2 separate regions of the Homo sapiens genome follow, and region 2 is linked to region 1. A link is a loop called in an ENCODE intact Hi-C map of the cell type or tissue named here. Cell type or tissue: PC-3. All regions are shown on one strand. Each heading gives the region's core, and the rest is flanking DNA. Links, peaks and the distances in the headings are about the cores only. Region 1 overlaps MITF (melanocyte inducing transcription factor). Region 2 overlaps MITF (melanocyte inducing transcription factor).

What was found. Peaks named below come from ENCODE experiments on the same cell type or tissue, not always from the same donor. Only the 100,000 strongest peaks of a DNase experiment are listed, where the experiment ranks them.
Region 2: it touches region 1 in a loop (4-fold over the local background); 4 of 110 quality-filtered maps call a loop at or near these places.

The regions. Positions count from the first base shown.
Region 1 is chr3:69,911,199-69,918,540 of GRCh38, reverse strand. The region is part of intron 2 of MITF (melanocyte inducing transcription factor); the gene reads right to left. Among named protein-coding and RNA genes, the nearest start is that of SAMMSON, 85 kb to the left of the region's middle. In PC-3, for the core only: a CTCF peak has its summit at 3,522 (motif pointing left); a DNase peak (open chromatin) is centred at 3,900; H3K27ac peaks cover 1,499 bases.
Region 2 is chr3:69,860,805-69,868,146 of GRCh38, reverse strand. All of the region lies in intron 1 of MITF (melanocyte inducing transcription factor), which reads right to left. Among named protein-coding and RNA genes, the nearest start is that of MITF, 130 kb to the right of the region's middle. RefSeq lists a cis regulatory region at 1,954-2,055 and a promoter at 1,869-4,071. In PC-3, for the core only: no CTCF peak of the experiment used is centred there; a DNase peak (open chromatin) is centred at 3,806; H3K27ac peaks cover 2,285 bases.

The DNA of each region.
Region 1 (7,342 bases), core at 2,427-4,926:
CTCAGAGGTAATCAATGCACTGCTATCAGTGATATGGCAAACATACTTATTTTAAAAGTCCCAAAATTGTTGTCACAAAAAGGAACATACGAGAGAAAAAACACCAAGGAAATTTTATTGAATTCATCTTGTCATCCTTAATACCAGGAAAAGACACCAATTTTATTACTTTCCTTATTAAAAATATAATGTGGGCCAGGCGTGGTGACTCACACCTGTAATCCTAGCACTGTGGGAGGCTGAGGCAGGCAGATCACTTGAGGTCAGAAGTTCGAGACTAGCCTGGCCAACATGGCGAAAACAAAAAATTTAGCGAGGCATGGTGGTGAACTCCTGTAATCCCAGCTACTCAGGAGGCTGAGGCACAGGAATCACTTGAACCCGGGAGGTGGAGGTTGTAGTGAGCAGAGACCATGTCACTGCACTCCAGCCTGGGTGACAGAGTGAGACTGTGTCTCAACAAAAACAAAAACAAAACCCCAAAACCCATAATGTACATGACTGGAGAAAATTTAGAGAAAAGGATGAGCAAAAGGAAGGAACAACATATAACAATCCCATGCTGAGAAAAAAACTCTGACAACATTATGGTATTTGTCTTTCTATTGATCAAAGTGGAATTTTAATGTGGTCCCCAACCATGCTAGCAGAACTGGAGCAAAAGTTGTCTTATTCAAAAACAAAAACAAAAACAAAAACAAAAAACAGTCTCTATCTTTTCTAAAGGAGGATCTATACATATCCCTAAGACATAAAATGTACCAACCAACCTGCCCACCAAGATCCTGAAAGATTATGTCTGGTTTAACCTCTGAGAGTACAGTTCAGATCTGGATTATTAATTTAAATTACATTTTACGATTCTTGACTCTTTACATGTTGTAGGATCCCAATTCCAGGGAATACTTGCAGCTACAAATAGCCCTTTGCTAGATTCCAAGGGATAGAAATGGAATCATCAGTGGGAAGAAGAATATAAGGAATGTTATATAAGGAGAGATTTAATGCTGAAAAACCCTATGCTTTTCCCCAAGCCTTCTGATTTTGCTACACTAATTCCTCTTCAGCACCATACCATGAATGAACCACCCTCATCTAAGAGCAGAATCATAAGCCAGGCTGACTTTAAGGGCTAAAGATGTCAAAAAAAAAAAAAAAAAAAAAGGAGGCAACTGTATCAAGTCAAATATCATCATATTTTCATATTTCAAAGTCAGGGATGGTAACCAATACCTAAGAATTTCCCAGTCCCAAGTCCTCAAACCATGCATACTAACCTTAATGCCAGTAACTTAAATATGCACAAAAGAGACTTTTCGGTCATTATTCCCAGAACCAGTCTATTGTGATTTTTCAGATACACCCACACACATCCATTTCCAGACTATAATATCACCTGCTCGATTTAAGCCTCTAAATGTCAGGTCAGATGTCCTTCTTGTTTTTCTTGTTTTTATACCCTGTTACTTAATATGCTGCCCATCATGCACTGGACATATAATATGGACACTTAGTGTCCAACATGTACTAGACATGCACTAAACATATGTCAAATGAACAAGCAACAATACCAGAATCTTACAGGAGACAGAAGGTATTCTAAATATTAAAAATGGTAGACTGGCAGATTTACCAAGGGGCTAACTAATACACCATGATGTGTTTATTTTATGATAATATCACTTAATTCTACAAGAATCCACTTGTAAATACCGTAACTGACTCACAACATCCAAGGTAAGGAAAATATTCTGATATATGTAATCGTGATGAAATCGAAACTTTTTACTTTAAAAAATATTGAGGTCAGTGTTAACAGTCATATGACAGTCATAAGTTTATTATGATGTGCATCATATTACCTTGTTTAGATACAGGATATTTATTATTAGGTCATTTATTTGTTTTCCTAGTATTAAATTAAAAAGCAGTACTTTTTAGTAAATATTTGCTTAACAAACATAGCTTGCCTACATAAAATGTTTAAAATTTTTTAAACAATCCCAAATTTAACTCACTCAATTCCGAACTTGTAAAATTTCACATCAAAAGGAGGACTGTGTTTGTGTTTAAGTCAATTAAGGAAAGGTATAAATCAAGTATACTAATTTTATTATTAAAGACTCAAGGGTTGATAAGATTTCCTTCTGGGTTCTGAAGCCCCAAATACAACATTCAGATGCCAAAGCTTTAGATGTGAACACGTTCATAAAATTATTTTTCAAAATAATGAAAATTTATCAGTAATCTCTGACATTAGAAGAATGGCAAAATAAGTCAGTTTATTTGAATTATTATGTGATTATTTAAAATGATATATGTGTATATAGCAACATAAAAAAAGACACTGAAAATAAAATGCAGATGTAAAAGTATAAAATCTATGATTGCACAAATGTAAAAACATATGAATAGGAAAAAGACTGGGATAATTTTATTTTAAAATAGTTTTGTATCAGAACAATGGAATATGATGATGTTTTCATGTTTTCTGCCTTTCAAACTTTCTAGCATAATTATTGTAATAACAATTTGGCAATTGCTTTGGCTGCAGAATCATCCTCCTACTCTAGAAATGAGAAAATGCAGGTGTTCCTTTGCCAGCCTCCCTTGCAGCTAGGGAATGAACATGTGACTGAGGATCCACCAATCAGGTGTTCTGCACTGGACTCAGGTGTTAGAGATAAAGGATAAGGAAAAGGAACAGGGACCACAGGGAGTGGGCAAGGCTGTGGGAAGACTGAATTATTGGTGCAATAGAAACAGAGAAGCAGGCTTCCATTGCTCTCCAGACCAATTCTGCAGTGTGTTAGAGGTACTGCTCCCGGTTCCAAGCCTGGTCTTCTTACTGCCTAGCAACTCAGCAGGTAACCCAATACCCTGTCAATAAATTCATTTTCTTTCAAAATTAACAAAAGTTGCTTATTGTTGCTAGCTATTAAAAACTCTGACATAGGGTTATGGTTTTATTAATCCTGTAAATACAGGCATTAGGTTATAAATATATATATTTTAAATAGGTACATATTTAAATATATATAAATATTTGTACATACAAATATATATATGAAGTGGCAATATCATTCATTAATTTTCATGTATTAGGATTTCTTTATACAAACAAGAATTGTGTGGTATGATTCATTTTTATTATGCTTATGATATATATTCTTGTGTTTAAAGGAAATCTATTATAGACTCTGGTTTAGAAAATAATTTTATAATACAGAAAATCTCAAATGAATGGATTCTCTTAGATTTCTTCCCATTGGAAATCACTGCAATGAGATTCTAACATTTTTCTCTAGGCTGTATCTTACAATCAAATGTAATATGTGGAGACAGGTAGTATCTCTACTGAGCTTTAGAGAAAAGTGTGATTGATTTATTATGCTTAATAACTATCTCTGAATCTACGTAGTATTGCACAGTGATTGACCTACAGAACACAAGGGTTCCTTGTGACATAAAGGAATACACTTCTCGTAAGGTGTTTACATTTCATTAGAACCTATGAAGAACCTACTAAACTACGTTTTATATCTCCCCCTTGTGCTTAGTGGAATACATTACTCATGGCAGACATTTAATAAATATCTATTCAAATCCTGACTTTATATGAACTGTCCTGAATTGCTTATTATTTTTAAAGGTGGAGCCCTCCACTTCCTCTGGAATATATCTGTAGAGTATAATGGCCTTAACTGCTAAAGGAAAAAAGTCAGACAAAATGAGGTCATGGGTTGCAAAGGAAGAAGTCAGGCTCAGGATTCCTCTTCTTAATCTCCTATTTTAACAACCAGGCAACTAACACAGCCCATCCCCCTGAAGAACTACCCAGCCCTTGGCAATCACCCTTTCTCGAGTACTTACTCATCCAACACCGCACAATGATGACATCAGCCCAGTGCTCCAGGGGGGGACAGGTAGGTGTCACTACTGCCAACTCACAAGTAGATGAAGTATCCCAAGCCAGAAGAAGCAATAATTTGTGCAAGTACAGACAATAACTGCACGATGAAGTGGCAGGTTCATCTCCTGGGGAGTTTTCCCAGCATGACCCAATTGAAATATCCTCTTCTGAAATATAAAACCGTTCCTCAAAAACAGAGTTGTTCAGGCTGGGTGTGGTGGCTCATGCCTGTAATCCCAGCACTTTGGGAGGCCGAGGGAGGCGGATCACCTGAGGTCAAGAGTTCAAGACCAGCCTGGCCAACATGGTGAAACCCTGTCTCTACTAAAAATACAAAAATTAGCCAGTTGTGGTGGCATGTGCCTGTAATTCCAGCTACTCAAAAGGCTGAGGCAGGAGAATCTCTTGAACCCGGGAGGCAGAGGTTGCAGTGAGCCAAGATCACACCATTGTACTCCAGCCTGGGTGACAAAGTGAGACTCCAACTCAAAAAACAAACAAACAAAAAAGTTCCATTCTAATAGCATGATTTAATGGGTATATGAACTATGTGTGTGTGACTGTTTGCCTGTCTAGCAAAGAGGCAGTAGAGGAAGGCAACCACAGCAGAAATAAATGGAAAAGCCCATGAAAACAACTTCTACTGAGAATAAGCATTTTGTTAATTCACATTTCAAAAAGGAAGAAAATTCCCCTTCTCATTTGAAGTGCCATAATCCATTGTGTCACAGTTAATAAAAAGCACTATATCAAATCTAGACTGCATTTCTGAAAGCCTGTTACAGCTTTATATCATCTTGAATATGGGAAGGTTGAGTAGGCATCACCACCAAAACAATTCAAGGGCCTTCGTTTTATCATGCTATTAATACGTTCGTTAGGATGATGTAAAATCACTGGCCTAGTTTACACACCCATGCAACCAGGGAACTACCTGGCTCTCCCTTCCTGTCCAATGAGCTGTGCTATTATTTATATCTGAAAAGAGTAGACTGCACCATCATAAATGAGATGCAGTCAATCACTATGTGTGATGATCAGGCACCTCAAGGGCTGAAATCTGAGTCACCTTCATGCAAACTCAACTGTGCACCATTGTCACTGCTCCATTACCTCAGGTTTCTTTGGAGTCTTAGAAAAACCTTAGATTACTAAAAAGGCAAATGAGATCTCTCAAGGAAGAATTCATCTCCTAAAGAAAAATAGTGGTATAAAACATGAAATGCAATACATGACGTGCTTCCTTCATATCTTTAGGTGGAAGTGTCATTCAGACATCAGTAATACTACTAACACTGTACATTAAAAATGAGAAAACAAGCTCATCAAAAAATCCCAAAAGAATAAAGACAAATATAAACAAATACAAAAAGCCCCCACTCCCTACTCTCTCTTATCTCTACTCTTTAATTAATTTAAGAGTTTACATGCATTCTCTGCTTTATTTATAGGCTAATTCAAATAGAATTAAATAAAATATAATTATATATCTATATACATCCATTCAAAACAAACATCTGGTTACATGATACATATTTTTCTGCCGCTTGCTTTTTAAATAATAATAATATATCCTAGACAACTTTCCATGTCAACACACCTAGATCTATCTTTCTTTTCAAAAGCAGCCACCAAATGTTCCATTTTATTACTAAAAATTTTAAATCATTCCCAGATTCAAAGGCATTTCTATTGTTCTCAATTTTCACTATGGTAAGTAATGCAGAATTGAATATTCTTGCATTATGAACATACTGGACCTTTATATAGGCTTTCTGGAGTGTGGGGTCTTTGAGGTAGAGGATAGTTGGCCAAAGAGACTGCCTGTTTTCCATGTTGAGAGATGCAGCCCAAATTCCTTGCAAAAAGCAATTCTGTTTATATTCTAACCAACAGAGGATCCAAGTGCCCATTCACCCACACTTTCCCCAACACTGACTCTAGCAGGTTTGTGAAGCTTTCTAACAATTTCTGTGTGTGGCTTATAGAATGATGATCATACTTTCTTTGGTAAATTGCATGAGGCTTGGCTTCAAAGAAATCATAGGCAAAGTTCCTGTCCTAAAAGATTATGATAGTATGAGGGAAAATACCAACAGAGATGACTAGAACATGTGCAAGCAAATACAGTGATGGCAAGTTTCTGATGAACACCTTGGTTGAGATGCGCCTCATTACTTTTATTTCCCTGAAAGTATTCCTTACCTTTTTTGTTAACTTTTAAAATTTGTGGTAAATGATAGAATAGTCATTGTTCTGTCTCCCAGAATGAAAAAAAACCAAAAATATTACCATGTTTGCTTTGTATTAAATATTGAAGACAACAATAAGCCCCATAAGTTCCCTGCTCTCCCTCCCCAGAGGCAACTATTACCCAGAATTTGATGTGTAGTCATCCAATCCATGTGTTTATGCTTTTGCAAGATAGCACCTATAACTTTGTGTGATTTTCTTCAAAAATTACATACTTGTTGACCATACATGTGCTTGAACAAACTTGCTTTTATCACTCAATATTTAGTTTCTGAGATCTATCCATGAAAAAACACACCCATCTAATTCATTTATTTTCTCTCCTTTATGATGTGCCATGTAATCTACTCCCTTATTGATGGGCATTTAGGTTGACTGCAGTTTGTTGCAATCACAGATAATGCTGCAGTGAACATCCCCATGTTTGTCTCCTTTATGGCTTCTGCAGGGTGTAAGCCCTGAGGTGGAATCATTAAATGGTAGGTTGCACACACTGGAAACTTTATTAAATATTGCCAAACTGTTCTTCAAGGTATTTGTACCATCTTTGCTCTCACTAGCAATGTATGAAGGTTCTGATTTCCTTTTCTCTCCAAACATACCATTATCAGGCTCTCTAAATTTTTCCAAGCTGATTGTAAAATACTATTTGTATCTGTGTATTACTTTAATGTGCAATTCCTTAGGTACAGATTGAATTTTTGTGAACTGTCTATGCATATTCTTTGCCTTCTTTCCCACCCCATTGTTTTCTTATTGATGTTCAGGAGTTCTTTATATATTCTAGGTACTAATCCTACACTTGTTATTTATGTTATCAATATGGTTCTCCTATTTATTACTTTTTATCAACTTTGTCTTTCTAATTAACACCATCTCCTGGAAGTGTGGTTAAAAACCTAACAGGAATTGCACACAGTGGTGCATGCCTGTTGTCCTGGCTACTGGGGAGGCAGAGGCAGGAGGATTGCTTGAGCCCAAGAGTCTGAGGCACAGTGTGCTATGATCATGTCACTTCACTCCTGCCTGGACAACATAGCAAGAGCCCATCTATACTGGTCCGTTTTCATGCTGCTGATAAAGACATACCTGAGATTGGGAAGAAAAAGAGGTTTAATTGGACTTACAGTTCCACACGGCCGGTGAGGCCTCAGAATGATGGTGGGAGGTGAAAGG
Region 2 (7,342 bases), core at 2,631-5,130, 51 kb after region 1:
CTAGTCTGTGTTTTAATTCCTGAAATGGTATCTGCTGAACATCTTAATATCTAAAAACGAGTCAAAGCTGACAAGTTACTTTCTAGGGAGCCAAAATTCTAGAATGCTGCCTTCTGCTATCATGTTCCTTTTCTTTCCTAGAGGAAAATACAAAACAATTAATTCACAGTGTGTGCTCTCCTAAAAGAATACGCACAGAAAAGTTAATGGGCAATAACTCAGTGAACAAGTTTTGTCAAACGTGTTTGTGAAGAATTTCATTCTGAGAGTGTATAAGGGAAGCATGCTCTTACGACAAGTATTTTAGTTAACTAAAAGAATGAAATTCAAAATTAAGAATTAATTTGGCTGTGAATTCAGGTTTGACATTACTACCATTCTTACGTAGAATCAGAATAGCAAGTTTCATTTGTTCATGCCATCCATTATTAATATTAAAAAATTAGTAAGTTAGAGTATATTTTTGTAGAGAATGAATCACAAAGAGTAGACATCATCTCCCCAGCTAGTATCTCATTAATAAGGCAAAAATTTATAACATTTCTAGCATAGTGACATTTTAAACACATAATTATATATACTTTGTTTAGAAAATGCTCTAACATTTTATAGAGGTGAGTAATTAAGCTGTTATGACGACATAAAGAATGAAAAAAATCTAAAGTATCTGTTAAAACAAACTGCAGCAGAAATAGAAGCTCAAGAAGTTAGAAATCATTTTTAAAACTACCTTTTATAAGACCTTTTAAAGATGTATCTACTGAAAATGATGAACTTTAACCCACACTTAAACTTATGGTAATTATATTTATATTTTTTAAGAATCAAATTCTAAAAATAGATCTGCTACATCTAGTATTTTTCCATTATTCTTGCTGTCTTTAAACACACCTTCACAAGCTGCTGAACATAATGCCTTTCTGACTTAATCAGAACCTCTCCCATGACCCAGGAACGTTCAGTAAATAATGATTAAGCTCCAGAGGTAGCTTTTGCATAAGTTGATTTGCTTGAATGCCTATTCACTTGGGGACACAGCTTTTAGCACTGTTTTCAAATCTTATCACCTAACAGTGAAAGTAAATGTTAAAGGATGTGGGGGGAACTATACTCTGTTTAGTTTTTCTCCATTTTAATATTTCTTTGAAATTGCCATTTTTTAAACTTGTTCTACATTTATATGCCAGGCAGACAATTCTGATGTTTGGATGTCTGTTTCCCCTTCCAAGAGAAAAAAATCAATATACAAGAATGCAAAGAAGATGTTCATTAATGCAACTGTTACCATTCCACAGTCAGGAAAAAAAAAAAAAAAAGGTGGGGGGAGAAACCAAAAATTCACAGTGTTTACAATGGGAGAGTTTGGACAAATGTTACTACTGTATTAAACACACAGTTTTCCTGAAGAAAATCCTGTTTTATTCATAACAAAGCTGGGCTGCAGTCTATCTTGCAATCATAAATCAAGCTCTGCTCTAACTCAGATTTTTCAAGCAGTCGCGGTATTTTTGTCATTATTAACTTAAGACCAGTATTCAATTTTAAAGGAGAGGGCAAGGATATTGGGTTAGCATTTCTATCTACCACCCCCACCCCCACCCCCAAATTAGTTGTTATCCTTGTCATAGCCACCTACCAGAGGTTACAGCTGAAGCTGATTAAAGCCAGTGAGAAGTAACAGCTTCAGTATTTTTAACTCCCAATAAACCCTTCTCTTCCTTTATCCTCCCCCTTAAAGAGAAAAAAAACTGCTCCTCTTAAGTGGTCCCGGGATTATTTCCAGAATAAAACTTCACTTACAGATACAAGCTTTCAAAGGAGCATGGCATGAACATCTGAACTCTAAGCGCCTCCATCTTTTTTCCTTTAAGGTGTTCTGCAAGCCCTTGGCGAAGAGTGAAAGTCAAAGTTAGTTCTGGCACTGGCTGTGTCACTAGGGGTGGCTCCTGATAAGGCCCTGGAAACTCCAATCCAAACACAGCTCTGTGCTAGAACGGTGCCTGGTTTCTGTCTGCAACAGCAGACCTGTTTAATCCAGTACCTACTGTACCTGCAGGACAAAAACGCTGCCTCACACCACAATGAGGGCTACTCAAGGACCCAGGCACGGCCAGGGAGGCAGCCCAGCAGCCAGGCAAGCACCTCGGGAAGCTTATTTAGCCTTACCCAGCTCCGGTACTGGCTGAGGCTTGCAGAGACTGCACATTATTAGAGAACTTAAAAGGAGAGGTAATTTCACATACCAGTGAATTGTCAACACTTACTGGAGTCACAGAATCTAGGAGGGAGGACTGTGGAACTGCTTGTGTCCCCTCTCAGTTTGGGAGCTCTCGGGCATCAACTCATCACACAACTCTAGGTGTTTTGCATCTGTGCACAGGCATTTTTGGAGCTTGATAATTGAATATGCCCTCCTTGCTGACAGGCTAGAGATCCAAAACAGCATTCCTTACCCTCAGACCCCAAGAATATTAGGAGGGTTGTCCTTGCCCGGTTCTGGTGGAAGTAAAACACAAACTGCTCCTAATTATGGCCACCATCTTTCAGGACACACAAATCGTTAGGCCATAAACTGTGTATTCTTAAGACTGTCATCCAATCTAATTCTGAACACATTGGTATACAAGAAGAAAAAACAGCAATACATGTTCTCAAAAAACACTTTAAAATGCAGACATGACAACATCAATATTATCAAATATTCATGCAGCTCCTACAGGACTCAGCACACCAAAGATGCCCTACAGAGTTGTGAAAATATTGTATGTATGTTTCTCCCTACACACAATTCAAAGGTCATAACAAAGACATCTGACACTGACTAGCTGCATACACTGGGCAAGTTACTTCACCTCTCTGTGCCTACATTTATCTCCAAAGTAAATGGTTGGAAAATAATGCAACCTCTTCAGCCATAATCAAACTCAAATTACGTGATATAATGAAATTATCTTTTTTTTTAACTTCCCTCTAATGCTAGGAAATATCTAGCCAGGAGTCTCGGCCAAACTATTTCTGGTTCTGTTTATTCTCTGCTCATTTTATTCATTCTTTCTTTCTTTTGTTCAATAAATATTTATGGAACACCAACTGTGTCCCAGGCATTGTGTAAATTCGTGGAGTTTACAGTCTAATGGGAAACACATATTAAATAATCACATAAATATGTAATGAAAAATGTCATAACTGCTGCAGAGAGGTGAAAAAGTTAAAATTTAAGGGTCAGGAAAGGCTTTCCTTAGGCAGGGACTTCTGGTCTGAGATCTGAGTTGGGGAGAGGAGGAGTATAGAAAAAATGCTTTCCAGGCAGCAGTAACAACATATGTAAGAACTATGAGGTGGGAAGTTGGCAGGCAGACTCACTATCACTGAAGGACATAGTATGAAGGAAAAACATGGTGCCCGTGAGACCTACACAGTGACCAGGACCAGACCATGAAGGATCTGGTAGGCCAGGGAAAGGTCACTGATTCTGTTTCAAGATGAACAAGAAACCACAGAGAGATGGCAAGCAGGGGAACGATGAGCTCAGATTTGAGTTTTTAGAAAGGTCTCTCTGGTTGCTATGTTGACAGCCAACTAGAAAACTGTCAGAGTTAGCTACTGCAATAGTCCTGGTAGGAGGTGATGGTAGCTCATGGGAAGGGCAGATGTGCAAAGTGGAGAAAAGTGGGCAGATTGCTCGTAAAACTAAGGACCAATAAATACGATTAGAGGAGAAAGTTCATCAACAGCAGTCATTGAGCACTTTCTACATGCCAGGTACTGTACCAGGTATTGGGGTAAACAGATGACTAAGATGTTACACTATTTATCTTACTAACCTATCCCACCTCTCTTTTCCTGCCTCTAGCACAGTTTGGCATGAAAATCAAGAACATAGATTCTGACGTTTATTTATCCAGGTTCAAATCTCACCACTTACTAATTCTATGACTTTGTACAAATTTTCTAAACTTTCTGGGCCCCAGTTCTTTCACCTGAGAAAGGAGAAATAAGTGACTACCCATAGGTTATTGTTAGAACTGAAAGAGATGACAAGTAATGTGTTCAGCATTGTCTCTGATGCATAATAAACGCTCAATTTTTAAAAAAGCTCTTACAATTATAATCATGGTTAGTGCTACCTGTCCTGTATTAATATTGACCAATCTAGAGAACTAAGAGAAATGAGACAGAGTGAAAAAAACAAATGAAAAATCAAGAAAGTGGAAGAGCAAGAAATAAAGAAAGGATAGGGAATAACCATATCAGAAACTTTAAGGGATAATTTTCTAAAAAATCAAGCCAGGGACGGTGGCAGATGCCTGTAATCCTAGCTACTTGGGAGGCTGAAGTGGGAGGTTTGCTTAAGACCAGGAGTTCAAGACCAGCCCAGGCAATGGAGACCCCATCTCTTAAAAATAAATTTTAATGAAATAAAATAAATAAAAGTTCAAGCCAGATTTTCTCTCTCACCTTAGGCACTATTTAAAGCTGAGTAAACCTACAAGGCACTCGGGTACATCTTAGAACTGAAACTCTGATTTATTACATGCTCACACACAGGGAAAATCTGTACCCTCCATGAGTTCTCAAATATTGATCACGAAACCAATGGTATCAATTCCAGCCCTTCCCGAAGGGGACATAATGTGGTGCCAAATATTCCCCTGGCAGGTTCAGCCAGTAACATCACCTGACTTTTTATGTTGGACAATCCACCGCCTCAAGAAATATTTCTATTGACAATTTACACCAGTACTTTAGAAAGATCTACCTTACAGTACAGTTCTAAGGGAACCTTCTTGGATACAGCAATGAAACGTCCACTAGCAAATGGACCAAAGCTTGGCTTAAATATGAACACAGGCCACCATATACAAAATTCATGAGATGTTACGTGCATTTCCCAGCACTAAAATACTGCTCCTCAAGTCATCACCCAAATTAACGAACACATGTCTTCTGGATATCAAGAACCATGTCCGTTTGGTTTAATGTTGTATCCCTAGAACTCAGCAGAATAAACAGTCCATGGCTTGATGAATATCTTTAAAATGAATCAACGTAATATGTAAGCAACTGTCTTGGGCACATCTGTACTATTCAGATGTGTTTCCTGAGTTTGTATACATATATGTATATGCATATGAACACACACACACACACACAGAGGGAAAGAGAGATAGAGAGAGATACCCAAATCCTAAGTTTAAACACAGACTAAGAATTTGTAGTGTGGTTGGGGAGGAAAAAATAATATCAGAAAAACTAAGCACAAAATGCAGAATAAAAACATCACCAGTACTCCAGTGCTTCTGCAATAATAAGTACTACTCTTTGCCCTAAATTGCAGCAAATCAACTACAGTCATCAGAATTCTTACTGACCCTTTAAAAGCTGAACCTTAACTAAAATGGGATTTAAAGTAATCAACCATCCAAGTGACAGCCAACTTTTTCCTTGGAAGCTAAACTGGGTTTCAGAATCTTTTTGGAAGGAAAAATTCAATCACTGCTTTGAACAGGTTAGAAAAGAGATAAGGGATTTTACTTGTTATCCTGTCCAAGACTTAGCTGAAGAAAAGTAATGCTACTGTTTTATCATAGCTCAAAATTCTTCTTATTTTATTTAGGCATTAAATGTTTTATTGCCCAGCCCGAGCACACCATATTTTCTTATATTCTTTCTTTTGATAGTCATTTTTCTTTCCAGTAAACTCATACTTCTACTCAATAGCCCCACAACAGTTAACACTTGAGAGCTTACTATGTGCTGGGTCCTATGTTGGCCCATGAACTACACACAATTTAAGAAGCATCTACTTGGTCTTGGAATGTTTCATTATGATCCCAGCCAATGGTTCCCCAACCTGTCTTCCTATCAGAAGCACTTGAGGAGCCTTCTCCTTACCCCACCTCCTTAAAATAAATACAGGAGATTTAAGAAGTATAAAGTTCAAGGATCTTTCCCCAAACAAATGAGTGAGTGAGATTCTGCAGGGGTATGGTTTAGAATTCTGTGTTTCTAAAAAATGATTCTCATAGGGGTCTAAAGTGAAGTCAAGTCTAGAAACCACTAATATATAATATAACATTATAATATATATAGCTATATATAATATTATCTATGTAAATGGTCTGTTAAGAGTGGCAGGAAAATACTCAAGAATGGAAGCTCCTTTTATTTATTGAATAAAGAAGTTACTCATACATTTTAATTCTTTAAAATATCCATGTGGAATGTTCAATGAAAGCCTTATTGTGGGGTAATTAAAGAGTTTCATCAAAGTAATAATGAAACTCACAAAGTACTCTCAAGAGTAACACACACATCTCTTTTGTCCAGATGGCCTCACACTCACATTCTGGGAAAAGTCACATGCCACCGAAAGGCCCTTCAATCCAAACATTTATTAGTTTTCCCAGCATGTGTGTGAGAGGCACTGTTCTCAGCGCCATGGGGAAGACAAGGATGAAGATGCAAGAGGCTCTGCTTTCCAGGCGTTCACTCCAGAGAAACCCAAGACTCACACTCACATGCCAATGGGAAGAGGGTACAGGGAGGACAGAATGCTAGAGCCCTCTTCTCTCTCCTCTGCAACTCCTTCCCTGGCCTGGCGCCTCCTGACCTGGCAGATGATGTTTTGCAGGTCTTATATTTCTTCCTCAGAGAGGTCTTCCCAGACCATCCTTCCTAAAGAAGAAACATCTCCTTTTGTTTTGTGCTCTTGAAGCAAGCTTCTTTCTTTTATAGCACTTAATTCAACTTGTAATCCTTTTATTTATCTATTTGTCCTGTGTTCTTAAGGGCAGGTTCCTTGTACTTACCTTTTTCTCAGTGCCTGGCACATAGTAAGTATTTAAATATTTGCTGGATAGATGGATAGAAGGAAAGAAGAATGCATGAATGACTGACAAAAATGAAAAAAGGTCAGATAAGGAAGGATCTATGAAGTATAATTTGAGGGTAGCATTTAATTAATTATGAAGAAAGTCAATAGTCATAAATGGGATATACAACTGTGTACTCTTTATTTGCAAGCTTTTAGTGGCTGAGCACAACTCACTTTCATGCAGAAAGTATTGGGGTACAAATTTGCAAGGAACTGGTCCAGCGGCTCTAATTTGAAACCATCACAGCATGACTGAAGAAAATTTTTAATGACTACCTACTTGCAGAAATAACTGTGCAGTAGCACTCACTCACGTTTATCTCTTTCATCCTGTTTCTATTTTTTTCTCCTACCAAGAACAGATCTGCCTGTAACAGTGATATTACAGCATCCTCTCAAAGACAGCTCATTGTCCCCGGAAACCAAGGAAGCCCTTCAAGGTTGAAAAGGGAAATAAAGAAGAGA